Regions from separate parts of the Homo sapiens genome. Here region 2 is linked to region 1. The links are chromatin loops, found by intact Hi-C in ENCODE. Cell type or tissue: heart right ventricle. All regions are shown on one strand. Each heading gives the region's core, and the rest is flanking DNA. Links, peaks and the distances in the headings are about the cores only.

Region 1 (2,891 bases), core at 1-2,500:
TTGGTACCCACTCCCCAGAGTGTCATGAGGACTGAGTGAGCTAATTCATGGAGAGTTTGTACAGCAGCAGCCAAACAGTCAGCCCTCAATGGATGCTGGCTGTGAGAAGAATCCCATTAGATTATTCCTGGATCCCAGCACAGGGCTTAGCACAGAATTCCAGGCCTGTCCCGCACCCAGCCAGCTGCCCCCACTTCCTCTCCCACATTCCACAGAACTATGGCCACCTGAGTGACGCATGGCGTTGAGCAACCCCAGGATGTGGCCAGCCGGGGTCAGGACTGGCTTCTAGGAAGTTGGCAGACAGAGGCCAGAACCCAGGCTTGGCCCAGAGACCTGGATTCCAGTCCCAGTGACCAGGCACCCTTGCCCCTCTCTGGGTTTCAGTTTTCCCATTTGTTCAAAGGGACTGGGAAACTGTGCCCTGTCTTACCTCACCGGGGCTGTAAAGGTTTCAAAACTCCCCTGAGTCCCAGAGAGGGTGATCATGGCCTCAAGATCCCCAGACACTGCAATCAGGGCCCTTTGTCATCTATTCAGGGGAAGTGTTGTGCAATGCTTAGAGCAGGAGGGCTGTGAGGTCACTCTTGGCTGTGTGACTCTGGATAAGTTACTAGGCCTCTCTGAGCTTCAGTTTCCTCCTCTATAAAATTGGTATCGTAAGAGTCCCTGCCACTGGGGATTAGAGATCATGTTTCTACAGTGCTTACAGGTCACATAGTAAGTACTCAGTAAATGTCACCTAAGCTTTATGATGATGTCATCAAGAGTCAGGACCCTCTCCAGAAAAGGGAGAGTCCCCGTGTGTGGGTGAAGCAGGTTGCAGTCAATGTAGCATATTTATTTGGTGGGTGTTGCTCAGAAAGACTCTCTGTCTCACAAATAAATCTTGTTCTCACAGCCACTGATGCCTAGAATCCCAGCGTTAGAGAGATTCAGTCCCTTCCACAAGGATTCTCAAGCCTCAAGGTGGAGACAAAGGTGAATATTTAGAAACTTTGGAATAACCCACTACCAGCCAGATATTCCATTTAAACCTCACAGTATGATTCTTATCATTTGTTAAATGAGGAACCCTGGGTTCAGAGAGGGGAAGTGCCTCACCCAAGGCCACACAGTCAGGAAGTGGGAAAGCAGGGCCTGTGCTGGCTCCGCCAAGGTTCAGAGGTCAGTCCTGTCTCCCCGTGCCCTGCAGGGCAGTCCTCAGGGGCCTGGGCCATGTCCAGTTCTACAGCTTTTAGCAAGTGAGGCCTCCGAGGACTGCAGCTTGTGCTCCTAACACATGGCATGTGGTATACACTGGATGCTTAATAAATGTTTATGACCTGAGGGAGGAATGAGTTACCCACAGCTGGAGAAAGAATAGAAGGAAGGAAGGAAACACAGAAACAAGATTAAAGTTCAGCAAGGTTGGAGAAACTGCCTAAGGTCACACAGCATGACCAGGCTCTCGGGCCCTGGCTCAGCTCAGCCACTCCTCAAGGACAAGGTGCCTCCAGGCCAGAGACAGACGTAGACAGCTGATGTGAGAGGGAGGGAGGGCGGGGTGGGCAGGAGTGTGCCAGGGCATCTGGAGGCTTTTCTACCAACTACTGACTAACCGGGATGAGCAGTGTCTGGTGTGAGGGAGCATAGGGAGGGTGGGGCAGGCTCTCCTGAGGTGGGATGGGGTGGGGCAGGGGTGTTAGGTTGCGGACTTAAGGAAAATGTCAGGAGGCAGGTGTGACCTTTCAAGCCCTTTGAGAGAATGGCCTGTCTGGGGCAGGATCTGGGTCTCCCAGGCTGTGGAGGACAGAGAACAGGGCATCTGTGGAGGGAGGGAGGATTCTTCCAGCGTGTCCACTTTGCAGATGGAGAAACTGACCTGGTTGTCTTGTCCTCAGCTCTGACTCCACAATGTACCACCCTCCAGGTGTAGTGCATCCCCCTTCCACCGTCCCTGCAGCCGGCACGGGGTCCCAGCCCCTTGAGCTTGATGGGCCATGGGTAGGCACTTTTATTCACTTCTCTGAAGCATCAGTTTCTGTTTCTGTGAAAGTGAGAATCACATCCCAGACCTCATGAGGCACTGGAGGCCCTGCAGGGCTGACCCAGCTTACCCTTCAATCGCATCTTCCACATTCATCCCTTCCAGCCTCACCAGGCATGGTACTTGCCCTCAAATGAGCCCTGCAAACACCCACCTCTAGGGCTTTGCTCCAGCTGTGTCCTCTACCCAGGATGGCCTTCCCTCTTCACCTATCGAAGTTTAACCCAGGCTTTACCCATCCTCCGGAAACCCACCCAGAGACTTCCTTCTTGCTCTATTGGCCCCACACCCACAGGACATAGTCACAGCGTAACTTGTATAAGTTCTAGTGTTTGTGTATCTCTGTCTCCCTCCACCCACCTGGCTCTCAGTAGCTGCTCAATAAAGGCTTGTTGAATGAATTAATGACCGTACCAGGGGTTCTAAGGAGGAGAGAGAGACAACTTGTTCAAGCCCAAGCCAGGTTCTTGGGGTTGGCCCGGGAGCTCTGATAGGACTTGTGGTGCCAGTTGCCCCTGGTAGGACCAGGAATCGGGGTGAGGCGCTAGGGCCTCTCGCAGCCTTTGCTGTCTGCACCAGAGATGAAAGATCTGGGTCTGACTTACCCTCCAATCATATCTTCTACAATCCCAGGACAACCACTGGGAGAAAAACAAAGGACAGACCTGGGGATGTGTGGGTAGCAGAGTAGGAATACCCACCGCTGGGCCTCAGAGGGGGCAACAGCCTTTCCCCAGGCCACACAGCAAGTCAGGGCAGAGTCAGGGTGGGGTTCCAAACACTATAGAAGTAAGCAGTGGCCCTGTACCAGCCAGGACGTTGCATGAGGTATGATTCCACAAGACTGTTCAATTTCTATGGG
Region 2 (2,913 bases), core at 160-2,659, 60 kb before region 1:
GTCTCACTTGGGAACCAGTGCTCACTATTGCACTCTTGCAGCCCCTCTTTTGTGCTGCAGGTGAGGGACTCTGTTCCTGTTCCCTCTCTGCCAGGAACACATACAGCAGTGGGCTGGCCAGGTGTCATATGACACCCGTGTCTAAGCAGACTAAAGAAGTACACATCAGCCAGGCGTGGTGGCTCATGCCTGTAATCCCAGCACTGTGGGAGGCCAAGGTGGGGGTGGATCACCTGAGGTCAGGAGTTCGAGATCAGCCTGGCTGACATGGTGAAACCCCATCTCTACTAAAAAAATTAAAAATACAAAAATTAGCCGGGCGTGGTGGCAGGTGCCTGTAATCCCAGCAACTTGGGAGGCTGAGGCAGGAGAATCGCTGGAACCCGGGAGGCGGAGGTTGCAGTGAGCCGATATTGCGCCATTGCACTCCAGCCTGGGTGACAGATCAAGACTCTGTCTCAAAAAAAAAAAAAAAAGTATACATCAAGGCCAGAACAGGAAAAGACATTTCCAAGAGAGGTGATATACCCAGCACAGGCTTTGAGGGTTCTTTACTTTCCTGTATGGAAATATTCCAGGCCAGAGGCAGGCTCTTATGCAACCACACAAGGGCCGGCAGCCTGTGTCTGCCTTTCCCAACATCTTTACTATCTGTCCCCTTACAAGAAAGAGTTTGCCGATCTCCAGATTAATGTGATATGCACTTCAGCCCGCAGAGATCATGATGGCTTCTGAGTTATTGGGTTCTGAATTAATGAGGTTTCTGTGTATTTCCTAACATGTGCTATTTCAAACTCTCAGATACTTAGATTGGGCAGTTCTCCTCTCCTTGGCCCAGGGGCCCACTGTGTCATTGTGGCCTGTCAGATCTGCATCCGGGCTCAAAGCCAGGTTACATGCATTCTGCTTCCCTGGATAGGATCTCTGTGACATTGCTACCCTGGAGGATTTGTTTCTACTTCAATTAAATCAGATTAGTCCACTCACATGCTCTTGTCTTGGGCAAAGAGCCCTGAATTTGGAACCCAGTTGAAGTCCCAACTCCATCACTGCAGAACTGGGTGACTTGGGACAAATCACTGCTTGGCATGGGGCTGACGTATCAAGAAGGCCTAAGTATTTCCGCATCTCCCTGGAAGCCTTCTCCCCATGTTTAACATGAACAGCTGCAATGAGAGACAGCACTGGGATGCTTACAGGCAGCAGCTCCAGACCCCCATGATCTGAGTTTAAGTCTGGATCTCATTACCTAACCTGCTCTTTGGCCAAGTGACTTCACTTCCCTGTGTCTTGGTTTCATCATCTGTACACTGGGAAGGATAATAATAGGCTCTATCTCATAAGGTTATGGGGACTTCATGAATTGCTATTGCTCAAGTAACAAGCTATATATCTGCCAAATCAATACAAGTTGTTTGCTGATACAGAACAATCTGTGTAAACTCAGAGAGTGACAGCCTGAGATGGGGCACAGCTGGACCCAATCAGGAGGTCCTGGAGTATGAACTGTGTCCGCTTAAGGTCACAGCTGTTGTAAGAAGATCCTGGAGAAGGACCCTGGCCAATTGCAGGAGGGTGGCCAGGCCTCAAAATCAAGTTCTCCCAGGAAGGAATGGATGATGGGGAACAGTTTAACCTGTAAGTGAAGAAAAAGCAAGGACAGTGGGACTCAATGGCTCTGGATGAAGATGGAGCATAAAAATGGTTCTTGCCTTGAGGTTAAAACTGGGGCAAGAGACGGATGTTCCAGTGGGGAGGGCTTCTGCCCCATGACCAGGAAGACATGTTGGCCCCACCGAGGCTGGCTGACCCTTCTCGGCTGGGGTGCTGTAAGGAGCTTCTTGGTTAAGGTGCAGAATGGGATGAGATGAAGCATGTAAGGCCCCTCCCAGATCCAATGGTCCAGACTAATATTTCTGTTGGCTTTGAGATTGGACTGCTGATAAGTGTGGTAGGAACAAAGCCATTGCTATTTTAACATTCCAAACTTTGAAGCTTGCCAAGAACTTTATAAAGAGTGTCTGCTCAAATTTCCCAGGCCGCCTCCTGATGAAGTGCTCAGTGGCCTGACATTGCTATGAGACCCTCCCCGCTTCCTCCCATGGATTATGACACAGGGATGGTGATGACAGCTCCTGGCAAGGTCAGGAGTCAGCTCAGCCTGGCCTGAGTCATGGGAAAGTAATTTATATGAGAGCTGTCATTGCTTAAGAACCCAAAGTAGGTAGGACCTCCAAACTCTCTTGATATTTGCCATAGTTGCCTTTGAAACCTCAAAAAGGCCATCCAGACCTGGCCCCTAGTTTACCCGGAATGCAGTGGTGTCTGGACTTTATTTGAATGGCCTGCAAGTCTGTAAAGTCATTCCTAGTGGTAGATTTCTTATCTCCTCAGCCAAAACAAGCACAGAGAGTTCTGGTTATGAGGCAATAAAGTTTATTAGGCTCTGGGATTACATTATAGCATGACCTGTTATACACGGTTTCAGAGATGCTGTGGTTCCAGTCAAGCTCCCCCCACCATCATCTACCCGGCCAACAATGGAACAGACTGGTAGTGAACTCCTGGTCCCTGGAGGCAGCAAAAGAAGCCACTTACCTGAGAAGTATGTTATAGAGGGTATTCTGCAAACTTAAGTAGAAGAGGGGCTGCAACCTTCAATGCCTACAAAGGCTGAGAAGGCAGTGAGGAGGAGGGAATTTGGCCCACTTGGACAGGAGAGACAGATGGTGTGCCTGCCTCTGCAGACGGCCACTGCTCAGGTCAACCAGGTGTTGGCATGCCGGATTGCATCGCCAGATTGTCCGATTTTTCTAAAAGGAAGCTGAAAACCTAGATTTGTATGTAAGAATCTCTCGATTTTAAATGTTGGAAACTAATTTGGATCTTGTTGGAACACCAGTTTGCCACTTT

Evidence for each region. A loop is a pair of places that touch in the nucleus more often than their neighbours do. Peaks named below come from ENCODE experiments on the same cell type or tissue, not always from the same donor. Only the 100,000 strongest peaks of a DNase experiment are listed, where the experiment ranks them.
Region 2: it touches region 1 in a loop (5-fold over the local background); 27 of 110 quality-filtered maps call a loop at or near these places.

What each region holds. Positions count from the first base shown.
Region 1 is chr20:38,167,940-38,170,830 of GRCh38, forward strand. It overlaps a transcript of TGM2 not described here. Among named protein-coding and RNA genes, the nearest start is that of TGM2, 4.1 kb to the left of the region's middle. In heart right ventricle, for the core only: no CTCF peak of the experiment used is centred there; DNase peaks (open chromatin) are centred at 242 and 1,153; H3K27ac peaks cover 2,500 bases.
Region 2 is chr20:38,107,931-38,110,843 of GRCh38, forward strand. LOC124904899 (a long non-coding RNA gene) reads left to right here and starts at 2,088. Exons shown (of 2, transcript XR_007067580.1): 1 at 2,088-2,605. RefSeq lists a silencer at 1,857-2,151. In heart right ventricle, for the core only: no CTCF peak of the experiment used is centred there; DNase peaks (open chromatin) are centred at 1,001, 1,491 and 2,131; H3K27ac peaks cover 2,500 bases.